2 separate regions of the Homo sapiens genome follow, and region 2 is linked to region 1. Evidence: chromatin loops called from intact Hi-C (ENCODE). Cell type or tissue: ascending aorta. All regions are shown on one strand.

Region 1 (8,000 bases):
CCTGGGTCACTAATTGACCCCCTCTGTAAGTATTTAGACCCTTAGGTTATTGCCAATTATATGGTTGTCTGGTTTGGACAATGGCAGCAACAGAAATTCCTTATCCAGTGTCTTTTTTGGGGTATGGAACTCTGGGAATCTCTTGCCTCACAGATACCAAAATATAAGTCAATACCATACATGCCTTTACATATAATAAAACTATAATACAAGGCCTCATTAAGACACTCGTTACTGCCGTTAGAGTTCCAGATGCCATTTATTGCCACCAAGACATTCATTTCACTTCCCAGAATACACAATGCTGAGCTCTAGAATGAGACAGTTGATGGAACTTTCATCTTTCTTACAGGTATCAGGCTACAGACCTCATAGAGCACCATAATGGATTATTTAAATCTGTTTGAATTCAACTACAAAAACGTAGTACATTTTATTTCTCGAACATCAGGAGTAAATTGTAATAAGGAAGCTGTCTTTTTTTTTTTTTTGGATGTTTGCTGACAGCATCTAAGCCTCACCTCAGTTCTCCTTAAGCCCTGCATTTGGACAAGCTAATGAAATTCCTGGGTGCTCTCTCCTTTGTTGTTGAAAGGAGTTTCAAACCATGCAAGTCCCCAGCTGCACATTGGAACCCTCACCCCAGCACCCCTAACCACCATAAAAACTGTAAGCTAGTCTCCTTTCCTAGCTCTATCAAGACATTTTCAGATCAGCTTTGGAAGCCTGCCTTGCTCTCCCAAAAGAGCCTCATTATGCGAGTAATAAACCTTTGAATACCCTGTTGATGTATATACAGCATTATCGCTCTTGATATCTAAACCAAATTTTGCATGGGGTCCATTCTGTATCTTTAGAGTGGCCACAACAGGTGGCTTATGTTTGTAAAAAGAATCCTTAGGTGGATATATGAAAGGAGAGTGGAGTTGTAGGGGAATGGCTCCTCCATGATGGCCTGGCACCCTTGCATATATCCATGTAGGCTTGAACTGCAGCTAATCTGAGTTTTGGTTAATTGTTTTGTGATCCTCCCAGAACACAAGAAGATCAGAGGCTGTAAGGAGCTGCTATAAGGCCTTCTCCCAGTCACTTCCCTCTCTCTCCTGAGAGGCTGTCTTGAATGAATTTCTCATCACTTACCAGATTCTGATGAGGTATGGAGCTTTCCTTCCTGTGCCTTTTAGAATAGAGCTGCGGAATATATAGCCACTCAGCCGCAGTATAGATTTGGCTCCTCAGCCAGGGAGTATCCCTCAACTTGCATTATAGTCATCTAGCCCCTTTTGTTTCTTTGTTGTCTTTTAGGGTATATGAGACAAGGACCTGGGGAGTTGGCCTCTTTGGTTCATTCTTTGTACTGTTTATGTAAGTACTAAACTGTCTCAATCTAAAAGTGGTTCCTTGTATTTTTACCAGTCAAATCAGTCAGGCTTTAGCCTTGTCTATATGAGCTTGTTACCATATAATCCTAATAATCCTAATTGCTGTCTATGTTTTTTACCTGTAAATTAAAATAATTAGGATACTTGTGTTCATTCAAAGGTTCTTACATTAAATAAATACTGAAGGATTACCATGTTCTTAAATCATTTGTATTTGGGAAGCTTTAAGCCTTCAGTGAATTATCAAATGCAGCTGTGGGCCAATTTAGCACCTAAGGGAATATCACACAGTCCTTTATGAAGCTAAGAAGTCAGGAATATATTGGTACTGGAAAATCCTGAAAAATAAAGGCATGGTTTATAGATGAAATATTCTTCCCAATAAAGGGAAACTTAAAAGAGAAACTTGATCAGAGATCACAGTCTTACGGTATCTCATTTTTCATATTTTCAGGTAAACAAATACCTGGCAAAATAATAGCTATGTGTTTTTCACAAGTAGGAGGTGTGGCAACCATTTATATAATAAACATGTTAGGAACATCTGTGGGATGCCATATTCCAGGCTCTGTGCCCGACTCAGGACACAGAGACAACCCAGTCTGGCTCTCAAAGCTAGTGGACCTCAGAATTAAGAAGACAGAGACATTCAGGCTAATAAGTATACTTTTGATAAGAACTATGACAAAACAGGGCTGGGCATGGTAGCTCACACCTGTAATCCCAGCACTTTGGGAGGCCAAGCCAAGTAGATGGCTAGAGCCCCAGAGTTTGAGACCAGCCTGGGCAACATGGCGAGACTCCATCTCTACAAAAACTGAAAAAATAGCCAAGTGTGGTGGTACACATCTGTAGTCCCAGTTACTCTAGAGGCTAAGGCAGGGGGATCTCTCGAGCCCAGGAATTTGAGGCTGCAATGAGCTATGATCATGCCACTGCACTCCTGTTAGGGCAACAGAGCAAGAGCCCATCTGTATGAAAAAAGAACTATTTCAAAAAATATCAAGAAGGGCTTCTCAGAAGCAGTGATTTACAAAAGTAGGGACTGTAATTACCGCAAATTTACAGATGAGAAAATTGAAAATTAGAGAGGTAAACTAATCTGGCAGAGGCCATACAGCCTCTGGTCAAGACAGTTTTGAGCTATAGCTTGTTGGATTCCGAATCACTAAATTGTTTTAATTTACATCCACCAAACTACAGCTTCCCTGGCTCTGCTTGCCTCTAAACTTAAAAAAAAATCTGCTGGCCGGGCGCGGTGTCTCACGCCTGTAATCCCAGCACTTTGGGAGGCCGAGACGGGCAGATCACGAGGTCAGGAGATTGAGACCATCCTGGCTAACACCGTGAAACCCCGTCTCTACTAAAAATACAAAAAATTAGCCGGGCGTGGTGGTGGGCGCCTGTAGTCCCAGCTACTTGGGAGGCTGAGGCAGGAGAATGGTGTGAACCCGGGAGGCGGAGCTTGCAGTGAGCCAAGATCGTGCCACTGCACTCTAGCCTGGGTGACAGAGCAAGACTCCATCTCAAAAAAAAAAAAAATCTGCTACAATCAGAGTAGACTCAAATTAGAAAACAATTTCCAGGGAAAACTTGATGAAAGTTTTTCTGGTATATCATGGTGCCTTCTCACAGGGGAATCTTGGAACTGAAAGCTCTGTCCAGCTATGACTGGTAAAGGGCTCTAAGGTAAACTTTTCACCTCCCCTTTTCCCAGTAACAGTTGGTTCTGGGGAGTTGCTTGCTCTTGGGATTGGAACACACTTAAAGAACAGAAGTAGAAGGGGCAGCTTCAGCTTCAGTACTTCACACTTAGGAAGGAATTCATCTTCCCTAGGAGGGACCTTTAATACTCTTCTCACTTTCTGCCTGTTCCTTCTTGACTCACAAAAACATCAGGACAGACACCATGTTTGTTGATGTAAGCACAGCCTTTACAGAATTTTAGCCTTTGCAGAAATTTAAGCACAGTCCAGAACTGAAGGAGTATCTGCAATCTGTGAAATGCAAAATGGTCCACTGAAGTCAGGAATGTTAACTGCTTAATTTCCTTTTTTACCTACCTTCAAATATAACTTTAAACTTAATTATGTGCAGCTAACAAGTTTACAGCTATTGTTCCCTTAAAAACTATTCAAAAAGTGGCTTATGTAGATTTTTATAAAATTCCATAAACTTTCTCCTTGGAGACTCCACCTCTTTGATTTTTCACATTTGTATGAACTGGTATGTAGGTGTTATCAAAACCCCTGCTCAACAGCATATAAGAATCCATTCTTATTTTCTAGTATGAATAAATAAGAATCTAGCTTTTCCTATTTCAATGGGCCAAATTAAAAGAAAAAACTGCTAACATTGGTCTACAGCAAGGGAACTGCTAGCCACTCCAGGGTATTTCTCCCTTCTCTTTTTGGGCATTTGACCCCTTGGGCCAGAAGCGGTATGCCACAGCCAACCTTTTTTAAACAATCTAAATATTTTCCTTTTTTTCTACCTTATATATTAGGCTTAATAAGAATAACTCCAGTAATTATTTTTATAAACTTTATTACGGAAAATGCCAAACATACAAAAATAGAGATGAACATATATAATGAACCATCATTTTAGCCATCACCCAGCTTCAACAATTATCAAGGCCAATTTCGTTTCATCAATATTTCCAATGCACTTAACATCCAGACTTATTATTTTGAAGCAAATTCCAAGAATCATATCATATCAGCCACAGATGTTTGAGAATGTAGATGAGGACCCTTCTTTCTAACATAATGATAAAACCATTATTCTAATACCAAATACCCCACCAATGTTCAAATTACCCCGATTGTCTCATAAATGTATTCGTTTTACAGTTCGGTCAAATCACAATTCAAATAAGATCCAATTAACAATTGGTTAATATGTCTCTTAAGTCTCTTTAAATCTATAGGTTCATCCTCCATCTTTCATCCTTGCAAGTTATTTACAGAAGAAACTAGGTCATGTGTCCTGTAGTTTCTTATAGTCTGGATTCTGCTGATCTCATCTCCATGGTGTAAAATAATGTTTCTCTGCCCTATTTTCTAAAGATTAGGAATTATTTCTAGGGGCATGGTCAAATTTAGGTTCAATGTTTGGGCAAATATTTTAAGAGACGGAGTCTCATTATATTGCTCAGGCTAGACTAAAGCTCCTGGGCTCAAGCTATTCTTCTGCCTCAGCCTCCTGAGGCAGACGCGTAACACTGTGCCTGGCTTTGCAAATATATTTTACAGATAGTGTAGTATACTGCCATCTGGAGGCACACATCTGGGATGACACAGACATAGGAGTAAGAATTTTTGCTTTCTAGTATCTCACAGCTGCCTTGAAGCAGTTGTGTGACACTTGATAAACAAAAGTCACATATATGCTAGACAGATTAGAAAGGGATTGTTTAACCATTCAGTATCATTACAAAATATGAACTACTGAAACAAATCTTCAGTGATGTCTACCATATTCTAAGCAATATCTTATATGCTAGATATATAAAAAAGACTAAGGAAACAAGTTCCTGGCATTCAAGGGCGTATACTCTGCCGGGAAATACAGACACATAAGAGCACAAAAAAGGCCACAGGTGCCAAGTTAGAATTATGTACAGATACAGCGGTAGTGCAACAACCTGGAGAATAGTCATTGTAATAAACAGGGAAGAAGTGTCCAAAAGCATAGGATGAGCTGTGTCCTTGGAGTGTGAAAGAGCTCATCTGTGCTTCACAATTCCATTCATCCATCCATTCACATACTTGATTCTTTCAAAGTAAATCTGAACAACATCTATGCCATTCACCTAAAAAGAAAAATTCTTATTAATAGGGTTTTATTGGTTCATCCATTCCTCTAATCAACAAATACTTATTGAGCACCTACTATGGCTCATCAACCATTTTGAATTGGAAAAGCCTTCAGTGAATTATCGAATGCAGTTTCACTGTGAGGCCAGATGAGAGCCTGAGGGAATAACAGATTGTCCCAGGTACATTATGAAGCTCAGAAATCGGGAATACACTTGTAGACATTTCTAATCTGTGGATCAAAGACAAATGTCTCCAAATTTCAGGCACTGTTCTAGGCTCTGAGGATATGGGGGAGGATTCAGTCTGGGTCCTAGTCCTCAAAAAGTCCATATTCTAATAGGCCAACAGTCATTCAGAAAGATGATTGCAATACAAGAATGATGCTGAGAATATTTGTTTTGACTGATGCTTCCACAAAAGGAACTCTGAAAAATAAAACTCTGGCCAGCTGTTAGTGCTGTAAGCTCTAATCTCCCTTTTCCCAGTCAACAACTATGGAGGGAGGACATGCTTTTTCTTACAATTGAACTCCACTTAAAGGCAAGTGAGACAAGGAGCAGCTCCAGCATCAGAGCCCTTTAAACCATCTATCCCACAAGGGCCCTCTAATGTTGCTGTTTCTTTACAAGCTCTTACACATACACACTTCAATTTTTATCAATTTTCTACAGGACTTAAAAATATTTATGGCCACCTTTCACCCCTTTCAGGGTTACTTCTTTCAAAGGTGACCTGATCAACAGAACATAGGTTTCTTAGAAAATATGTTAACCATCCAGAGCAAATTCTGTATCAAGCAACCAAACTTACCTTTACTCCAACATGTCGTCTTCAAATTTTTTTTAGAATAAGAAAAAGTAGGCACTTGTCCATTGGGGGACAGGGACGAGGGGGAAAATCAGTCTTTTTTTTTTTTTTTTTTTTTTGAGACGGTCGCCCAGGCTGGAGTGCAGTGGCACGATCTCGGCTCGCTGCAACCTCCGCCTCCCGGGATCAAGCGATTCTCCTACCTCAGCCTCCCGAGTAGCTGGGATTACAGGCGCACACCACGATGCCCAGCTAGTTTTTGTATTTTTAGTAGAGACGGGGTTTCACCATGCTGGCCAGGCTGATCTTGATCTCCTAACCTCGTTATCTGCCCGCCTCGGCCTTCCAAAGTGCTGGGATTACAGGCGTGAGCCACCGCGCCCGGTCCCCCAGCCCCCACCCATACTCTCTTCAAAAACTAGACATTTCCTCAACTGTCATGGGAGATGAAATCCAGAAGAGGAACCTAGAATTTACATAGCGAAACCCAAAATTTCTTAATAGAAAGTGCGTAACAGTGACCCATAGAACAAGACTCCATCTCAAAAAAAAAAGTTAAGGGACCCCAATACCTGTCAATAATGTTTAAGAGATATGACATAGTCTAGGTTGCTCTAGAAATTAGGAATGATCTTTTCATTCGAATACCCTCTTCACAAAATAGGTTTTCCTTCTACCTAATGTCAGACATGGCTGGGGGAACAGCGGAAGGTCCAGAAGAGAGATTTAGCTATTCTAGATGGGATTCCTGACTTCAAGCAAGTACTGAGGCAAACGTGAGAGCTTTTAATTTGGCACCCAGAAAAGGTGGTACTGTGAGACAAAACAATTACTCTCTATCATTGAGAGATTGTTCAGGAATCCTAATAGTTTGACAATTCTGTACCAGCTGAACATCGCTAGAGCTAACTCTGTTGGGATGTAATCACCACAAAAGATTCCATTCCTGTGGTTACTGGGAGTCAGGGAGGTTAAGCGGAATGTCACTACATTCAAATATGGAATGGAAACCACTTTCTTTCAAAAACAAACTTAAATCCAGAGAACCATGGTTCTTCTATGGTATCCAGTAAGGGGCAATGGGAGTTGGAAGTTGAGTATGGGAAATCAAATTCTGTGAATACAGTTTTTCTGATCAGATGCGTTTGGCTAGCAGATCCCCAGCAGCATCTATTCAGTAAGGTTAATCTACATGGGAAATAGCGATTTAAAGTCAGCAGTGAAAAATTACTTGTGAAAATTTTTTGAAAACCAAATGACCTACATAGAAATAGAAAAAGAAATTTCTGAAAGGGGCAAATGAGATACCACTTCAGAGGCTAGAGCGACTGTCGAGTGCAGAAAGAGCACAAGATGTAGGATTTCCTAATGTTTTTACGAATTCAAAACTGATTTTTTAAACCAACTCCCACCACAGAAGGCCTCCCTGACAACAAGGGCGAACGCTGTGAAGGAGAAAACAACTCAAGGGAAAAAAATACTAAAAGATGCCACACAACCAAGCTGGTCAGACTTTAAAGGCCTCCACTACCAAACAAACCACAAGGCTGGTATCAAAAATGTGCACGCACCCACGAATATGTGTGAAATATAAAAGAACCAAAAACATCACAGGGCGCACAGGCAGACACACACACTCCCCGCCCACCCCTCGCCCCCCACCCCCCCCCCCCCCGCCCAAAAGCAGGGTGAACAGTTACAGCACCTAAAACCCCAAGCGGCATAGGCTTCTCCGAAACATTTTACAGGGTAACCAAGAAGCGATTTTGAAAGCAACTGAAAAACGTGCCAACTGAAAACAGGGCCTGGCAACAGTTTGCAAGCGTGATTCAGAGGGTCTGCCAAGGAAACAAAAGCCTCCCTCCTGCCCATGAGACCGCACATGGTACGAGAGGTGCTCCAGGCGGGATGCATTTTAAGCAAGGCAGACAAACAGAAGTCTGTGCGGGCGCAAGCGGTACATACTAGGGATCGCTATCTGGCGAGG
Region 2 (8,000 bases), 59 kb before region 1:
AAGACCAGAGGTCATTAGAGGTCATCTTAGAATTCTGCCTGCCTCAGCCTGCCCTCTGGCCCTCAGTGATCCAGTATTTCCCACGTATAAAATACATTCAATCCATCCCACAGTCTCCAAATTTCTTTGTATTATGGCATCAGCTCAATTCCAAAAGCTCATCTGAATTTCATCATCTGAATCATGAACGGATGAGATTCCTGGGTATGATCCTATCCAGTAAAACTCCTAGGGCAAAATCCCTCTCCAACTGTGGACCATCAGCACTAAAGTGACAAGCTATCTTCCCCCAACACCACCACATACAATGATGGGACGGGCATAGGATAACATCTATAAACATTCTATTTTATACAGGAGAAAACAGAAGGCAGAAAAGAGGAGTTCCAAAGCAGTTTGGATATCCAGCTGACGTCTACTACCAGTCTGTCCAAGGGAATTTAGGCTTTCCCTGTCATGCATCTCAAAATTCTTCCAGCCTTTGCTTACTATCCAGTTCCAAAGCCACATCTACATTTTAAGGTGTTTACAGTGACTACACCTCACATCCAGGTATCAAAATCTATAGTGGTTTCTGTTGGTGTTAAACACATTGCTACAGTCTTAGCAGCTTACACCAACACTCATTTATTAGCTCACAGTTGTGTAGGTCAGAGGTCTGTGCACCATGTGACTGGTTTCCCTGCTCAAGGTCTCACAGGGTGAGATGCTCTTGGACTTCCTGTGTTCCTTTCTGGATCTCTGGGGAAGAAGCCCTTGCAGACTCATCTATGTTGCCAGCTGAGTCCAGTGCCCTGTAGCTGTAGTACTGAGGTCCCTCCATTCTTTTGCTGGCTGTCAACAAGGGGCAGCAACTCATCACCTAGAGGACTCCTGCAGTTCCTTGTCACGTGGCCCCCTCCAAATGCTCTCTCATGCTTCGAATCTCTCAGCAAAAACCTGGGCCCTTGTAAGTGCTCACCTGATTAGGTCTGCCTCACCTACTTTAAGGGCAACTGATTTGTGACCTTAATTATATCTGCAAGATCCTTTTTGCCATATGAAGTAATATAATCATAAAAGTAAGATCTCATCATATTTACAGGTTCCACCTACACCCAATGGGAAGAGATTATACCAAGACAAGAGTCATTGGAGATCACCTTAGAATTCTGCTTACCACACAAGTATATATCCAACAGAGATACATAAACCTGTTTTTCAAAAGACATAAGGATGTTCACAGTGGCATTATTGGAAATAGTCACAAACTAGAAACAACCTAAATATATATCAACAGTTGAATGAATAAATTGTGGTATATTAATACAATGGAATACTGTTCAGGAACGAAACAAGCAAATATCCCTACATGCAACAAAGTGTACAGATCTTAAAAGCATTCATATTGAGCAAAAGAAACCAGGCATAAAAATATACATAATTTATAATTCCATTTGTATAAAGTATAAAAAGCCGGCAAAACAATTCTATAGTAACATAGGTTAGAATAGTGCTTAAATTTCAGGGGTAATGACTAGGTAGGGGTATAACATAAGTTTCTGGGGTGCCAGTAATGTTCTATATTTTGGTCTTACTGGTTGTTACATGCATGTGTTCACTTTGTAAAAAGTCATCAACTTGTTGTCCCTTATGATTTGCACAATCTTCTATCTAAATGTTGTATTTCAATGATAAAAAAGATAACAGAAAGAAAAAAATTGTATGAAAGGCAAGAAGAGTTGACGGAAATATGATTCAGACTCACAATCCCTTGTGCACAAGTCTAACATTCAAAATGCTTTGAAAAACATACTTTTCCTGACTCATTTATCCATAAAACCTGATTTGAACTGACATGATGCTATTTGTAATCTTTAGATCTTGGAGTGAACATTTGTATGTTTCACTACAGAAATATCATTGTATTAGATTCCACAGTATTACTACAGGCCTTGACATAGATATTATGTATGTATGGGAGACAAATTCTGAACCATTTGGTCCCAAGAGTTTCACAGAAGCGATTGTGGATGTGTAGTAGTCGAGGATTTTAGTAGACAAGAACTTAGAACGACTGCAGAGTGCATCAGATTGATTGAATTTATTGAATTCTTTGTTCAGCACCTCAGATGATAGGATTTTTCTCCTTTGACCTATTGATATAATGGGTTAATTAAAATATTTCTTAATATTACACCATGCTCTCATGACTAGAAAACTACCAGGATATGATGGATTTTTATATACTGTGGAGGGTTAATTAAAATATTTCCTAATATTACATCATGCTCTCATGACTAGGAAACTACCAGGATATGATAGATTTTTATATACAGTTTAATTTTATGGACCCAAATTTTATTAATAAAAAATTAAATATAAGTTAATAAGTGAGAGAGATCCACATCTTTCTTTGTGTGTAGTGAACTATCTTTGCCAGGTTTTGGAATCAGAGTTTAGACTTCCTTCATTAAACAAATTTGGAAGATCTCTGTCTTTGCTTCTAGCTTCTAAACTTTTTTATTGGCTTAGGGATTTGTGATTCTTGAAAAGAACTGAAAGATCGTATTCAACTCTCCTTGTACTTTTATCAGTAATTTTGGTTCCCAATCCTAGTGGAAGAGTAACACCATTTTTTCTGATAAAGGCATGGCTATTCAAAAATGTGTAGAGGGAGAGAGGTATACATAACAGCAGATGGATTTGTGAGACTGTGCCAGTCAACCACTTACTTAGTGCATGACTTTCAGCAAGTTACCTAATCTTTTAAGCTTTAGTGTCTTCATCAGGGAAATGGGAATATAGTCCCTTCCCTTGCATTGTTTCCTCTAAATTTTGTGAAGTACAATTTAAAAATTATTACTTAAGCCAATTAATGTTCAAACAGTAGCATTTGGATCAAGAGTAAAATGTGCACGTTAATTTATAAACAGTCACAACTAACATTAACAAGTAAGTGGTAATAACTGTTTTAGGAATTGTATGTATTTTTGAGCATTTATTTAATCTTGAAATTAAACTTGGTATTTCTACGTATTTTTCTATGTAGAATTTATATAGATTATTTCTACATAAAATGCATCACTTATTCTTTAATTTTCTCAAAATAATATACATACATGATCTTAAAAGTTCTTAAAGAATAACACTAGCCTTTAATGAAACCAGAAATCATTTGAATCTAAATCCATACTCGCCCCCACTCCTGCTCTGGCTCCCTGAGAAAACTTCTTTCAACTATTTTTTCTGCTTCTCAGGCATTTACCATGATATTTCTAAATCATAGGCTTATAGTGATTGTAGTATATTGCAAAAATGGTCACAAGCGAGACTTCTGGTTTCAGCTCTTTCATGTAAAGAAGCTGGAAATTGTCACCCCACCCCCTTCTTCCAACAAGAAAAAGATGAACAAACTGAATCAATGGCTTTAAAAAAATACTTATCAGAGAAATGAGGCTGCAGGGTAAGCCACTACTCTGAAAGACAGATCCAGGGCGTCACTTAAATGGCAAATTTGCTGAATTGCTTCCGGCTGAATGCGGACTAGCATGAGAGTAAGGGGGCCTCTACATGTTCATGGTCTTTACCTTTAGGAAAATGTTGCCTTGTCCAGGAAGTGAGGGGTGACGCCGTACACCCGGTGTCAGACAGCTGTGTGGCAACTCTTCACCCCACACCTGCTGCAGAAACTACGCAGCGCCGGTGTGTGTTGGGTCGGTGATAATGCTTTGATGCTCTCTGCGCCCTGGAGGAGCGTGAAGCCGGAGGTTGCTAAGTGGAAGTGCAGGTGCTGCTGCTTCTTGCACAAACTGCAGTTGTAATCCAGGATTCACGGGCCTGTAGGGGCTCAGACTTCAAATTGAACCGCGCCTCGGCGGCAGCCACAGGTGTAATACACGAGGCCCAGGTACCAGAAGGTGTCCAGCAGGGCCTTGGCGGCGCCCTAGCAGCTGAGGTCCAGCCGCTGCGCGCCCAGGTTCATCTCATTAGTGGACGCCGCGGGCCCGCGAGTTCGGAGCAGCGCGTGTATCTGTGGGTCTTTGGGGCTGGCCTCGCTAGCCTACCAGCTTCCTTTCGGTGATGCTCTTTGCTACCGCCAGGCTCCTGACCCCAGCTTGGACAGCAGGCCGCCGAGCGCCCCTGACGCCCGTTACCGAGATGGCTGCGCAGAAGGTACAGCAGGGGTGGGGGAGGGGAGCAAGCAGAGGAGGGATCCCTGGGTTGCTCTTGGCTGCGTGGTTGGGTGGCGGTTCTCCTTCTTACTCGGCCCATGGCATCCTCAGCCATGAACATAAATCCGGCCAAGTCGTGGCCCCGCAGCGTGGGCTGCGCGGTTGGGTGTTTGGGGGGAGGGGAGTTTCCGGTTCTAAGAACTTACTGGGCTGCTTCTTAGTCTGCACTACCAAGATTGGCCACTTGTTGAAAATGGGTCCGGGAGACCCTTCCCTTTATCTCAAAATGACAGCTTTACTGGTGTAACATGTTGGTAAACTGTATTTGCAGCCCCTTCTCCCAAGAGGTATTTTTACATTGTCCACACATAGGTATGGAGATTGCCTATGCTGCCGTCCTTGTGTGCGTTGGCATTACATACCAGGGTTTCCGTGCTCATGCTGTTACATACCTGCCCTGTAACCATGGAAATGACTCCGAAGTTCTCTGGTTCCCAGTAATCTCATATTTTAAAAAAGGGAATAATATATCCCAGATGCAATGGGGAGTTTATTTATTTGAAATATTTAATACAGCAGAGAGGAACTGGATATATTATATATATGTATATATATACATATTATTTCTAAACTTTTTTTTCAATAAGTTTTCAGTTTTCGTTGGATGTATTTTTAGTTTTTGTGCCAAGATTCAGGAAGTGTTCTGGTTGCTGGGTGGGTAAAAGCCAACATAACTCGATCCTTTTCCTCAAGCATCTCACAGTCTTGTGTGGTAGCCAGACACACAGAAAAATTACATGAAAGGGCTTCAAGTGAAGAATTGTAAGTCGTTTAGGAGTATGATGAGAATGCATAGAGAGACACAAAGAGAAAAGCTGCAGACTGAGATGGACTGGGGATGAATGGTTAAAGAAGAAACAGGAAACTTGAGAGAGCTGTCTCCTTGTAAGTGTGAGGCTCATCTGTTTTTGACAATTCCACTAATCTTTGGGTTCACATTCTTGGTTCTTTCAGGGTAACCCAGAATGACATCTATGCCTTTCATCTGTAAAATAACAACAACAGTGGGCTCTGGGAACACAGACTAAGACTCCTTAACCACAGCCATAGGTAGGTGGGCAGGATCAGCATAGGCTCCTCTCAGAGGACGTGATTGTGAAGCAGATACTATTATTATCTCAATTTACAGAAGAGTCGTCTGAGAGCCAGAGAGTTTATGTAACTTACCCAAGGTCTCATAGCAAGGCAGAGGTGGAAACCGTTTTCAACTCCAGGTCTGTCTGGCCCCAGTGTCTCATGCAGTTTTCATTACCTTGAGCTCACCCTTAGTGACAATGTCATTCATTTTTATTCTCAACCGCATCTTCCAGGCATTGCTTGCCTCGGGATTGTTTTAAAAAAATTGCTGAATACAGTGAAGAAACGTATTGGAAGACATCTTCCAAGGAAAAACCCTAAATACTGATGCTTTATTGGAAACAATGACTTAAGTGATAGGACCAGGATTAGAATGCAGGTGTGTCGTATCTGACTCCGAAGCCTATGTCATTTTCACTGCATGTGTTAGTACATAATATTAAATCCTCTTTTGTTTTTTCTTCTCTGTAGTGATGCTGAAAATTGACTAGGATTGGGCAAGATTTTTTTTTTTGAGGCGGAGTCTCACTTTGTTGCCCAGGCTGGAGTGCAGTGGCACGATCTTGGCTCATTGCAACCTCCACCTTCCGGATTCAAGCAATCGATCCTTGTACCTCAGCCTCCCAACTTGCTGGGATTACAGGAATCCACCAGCATGCCGGGCTAATTTTTGTATTTTTAGTAGAGACGGGGTTTCGCCATGTTGGCCAGGCTGGTCTCAAACTCCTGACCTCAGGTAATCTGCCGGCCTTGGCCTCCCAAAGGAGGGATTACAGGTGTGAGCCACCATGCCTGGCCTAAGATTTTTGTTTTAAGTAGAGTTTTAGAATGATATTTTAGTTCTCAGAATTTATTTTTCCTACCTCAGCTACACTCTAGTTTCTTTGTAAAAATATATAAATGTTCTTTATTTGACATATATAAATTAATGGTAACAACTATCATTTACTCATCCACTGTATATGCTTATAGTACCTTTGAAATAAGTAGTATTATGATCCCCATTTTATGTGATAATAATTGCTAACTTTAATAACGATTTAACATTTGCATAGTGCTATTCTATCAGGTTTCATCACAATTTAATCCTTCCAGAAGCTCTAAGAGAAATGAATTATTACAAAGCTTATTTTTCAAATGAGAGAACTGAGGCATAGAGAGGGTCAGAAAATTTCTTATGGTCACACTAGAAGTTAGTAATGAAGCTGATATGAACCCAGGCAACCTGACCCTGAAGTCTTGTGTTTCTCTCTCCCATTTACTGACTCATACGTGCACTATGAGTCAATTCACTACATGGAGGAGGACATAGGAGCTTGGCCAGGCCCCTCTGCTATGAAATTGGCAGCAGAGATTCAAATCCAGGTATGTGTGATTCTAAATCACACATAATCTACTCCCCTTGTTCCTTTCCCTCAAAATGATTGCCCCTTCTATTCTATTTCATTGACACTGTACAGTGAGAAGGTGTTTGTTAAACACCTACAGTACAGTGAGGCTTAGAGAGGAAAATCAGAGAAATAGTTCTGCCCTGAAAGCTCTCACAATCTGGTGGGAGAGACAAACACATAGGTAATTTTATTAGAGTGTTGTAAATGTTATGGTAAAGGAAGACTTTTTGGAAGAGATGGCACTTCAGTTATGTGTAAATGGATAAGCAGATGGTTTAAGAGATACGGGGGTAATTCAGACAAAAAAGAATTGTGTGAGCAATGGCTCAGAGGTTAGAAATAGAATGGTGTATGGGTGAAGTGGAGCTGCAAACACACGTGTTAAATGTGAATGGAAATGGTGTAGGGAGATGATTTTAATGAGATTAGCAAGAGTAAGATTATGAGGAACCTTGAATGCCATGCTAAGGACTCAAAGACATATATCATGTCACCTCTGTTGTAACCTTCCTTCCCAATTCCTATTCTTGGCATCTCAGAACTTCCAGAGGCTTGATAGAACAGAATATAAGAGAATTATATTTTTGGTTCCTAGGGGGTAGGGTGAGGAAGGCATCCAGAAGGAGTGAGCCAGCAGACAGGAGAGGGTACAGGTAGGGACTACATAATGGAAGGGTTTATATCAGTGTGTCAGAGAAAGAAGATTCAAGAAAGAGATTGGTGATTTACTGAAATCCTCATTGCTGGCTTCATCCTTATTCTGAAGATCCTACGATGCCTGGAGAAATTCTAGGCCTCACATCTGGTGAGTATGAAAGGAGTATGTGTGTGTACATATGTAAGATAGAATGAACCTGAAGCTAAGTCTGATTTCTAGATCTAGATTGGTGTAGAGTGAAGAATAATTGGCTATAGTGGCATAGGAACCAGACGATGGGGTGGGGGAGAGCTAACTTACATTTAACATATCTATATCTATAGTTTTCTCATTAAGAGCATGAGACTAAAGATAAGTCCAGTGTTCAGAAGGGAATTGTCAGTATTTGTTTCCATCCCTGACCAACCAACCATCTTTTGACTTATGCATTCTTTTAGTAGATATAGTAAGTCTTGGTTGTGCTCTGATCTGGAAGCCAGTCTTAATTTTTTCAAGTAAAGATACATAAATTTATGCAAATCATAAGTGTACAAGCTGATGGTTTTTCTTTTTTTCTTTTTTTAATTTTTGTGGGTACATATTAGGTATATATATTTATGGGGTACATGAGGTATTTTGATACAGGAATACAATGCATTGTATTCAAATCAGGGAAAATAG

Evidence for each region. A loop is a pair of places that touch in the nucleus more often than their neighbours do. Peaks named below come from ENCODE experiments on the same cell type or tissue, not always from the same donor. Only the 100,000 strongest peaks of a DNase experiment are listed, where the experiment ranks them.
Region 2: a loop joins it to region 1, with 6 times the contacts of the local background. A loop is called at or near these places in 3 of 110 quality-filtered maps.

What each region holds. Positions count from the first base shown.
Region 1 is chrX:51,333,438-51,341,437 of GRCh38, reverse strand. NUDT10 (nudix hydrolase 10) reads right to left here. Exons shown (of 2, transcript NM_001304963.2): 1 at 7,979-8,000; 2 at 3,913-5,199. The coding sequence ends at 5,199. It overlaps LOC105373204 (a long non-coding RNA gene), which reads left to right. Exons shown (of 7, transcript XR_007068239.1): 4 at 1,306-1,365. Among named protein-coding and RNA genes, the nearest start is that of NUDT10, 4.6 kb to the right of the region's middle. In ascending aorta, a CTCF peak has its summit at 4,659 (motif pointing left); no DNase peak of the experiment used is centred here; H3K4me3 peaks cover 440 bases.
Region 2 is chrX:51,392,251-51,400,250 of GRCh38, reverse strand. It overlaps LOC105373204 (a long non-coding RNA gene), which reads left to right and starts at 3,665. Exons shown (of 7, transcript XR_007068239.1): 1 at 3,665-4,155; 2 at 5,169-5,264. It also overlaps the pseudogene LOC100419238. In ascending aorta, a CTCF peak has its summit at 4,412; DNase peaks (open chromatin) are centred at 4,061 and 4,260; H3K4me3 peaks cover 1,837 bases; H3K27ac peaks cover 598 bases.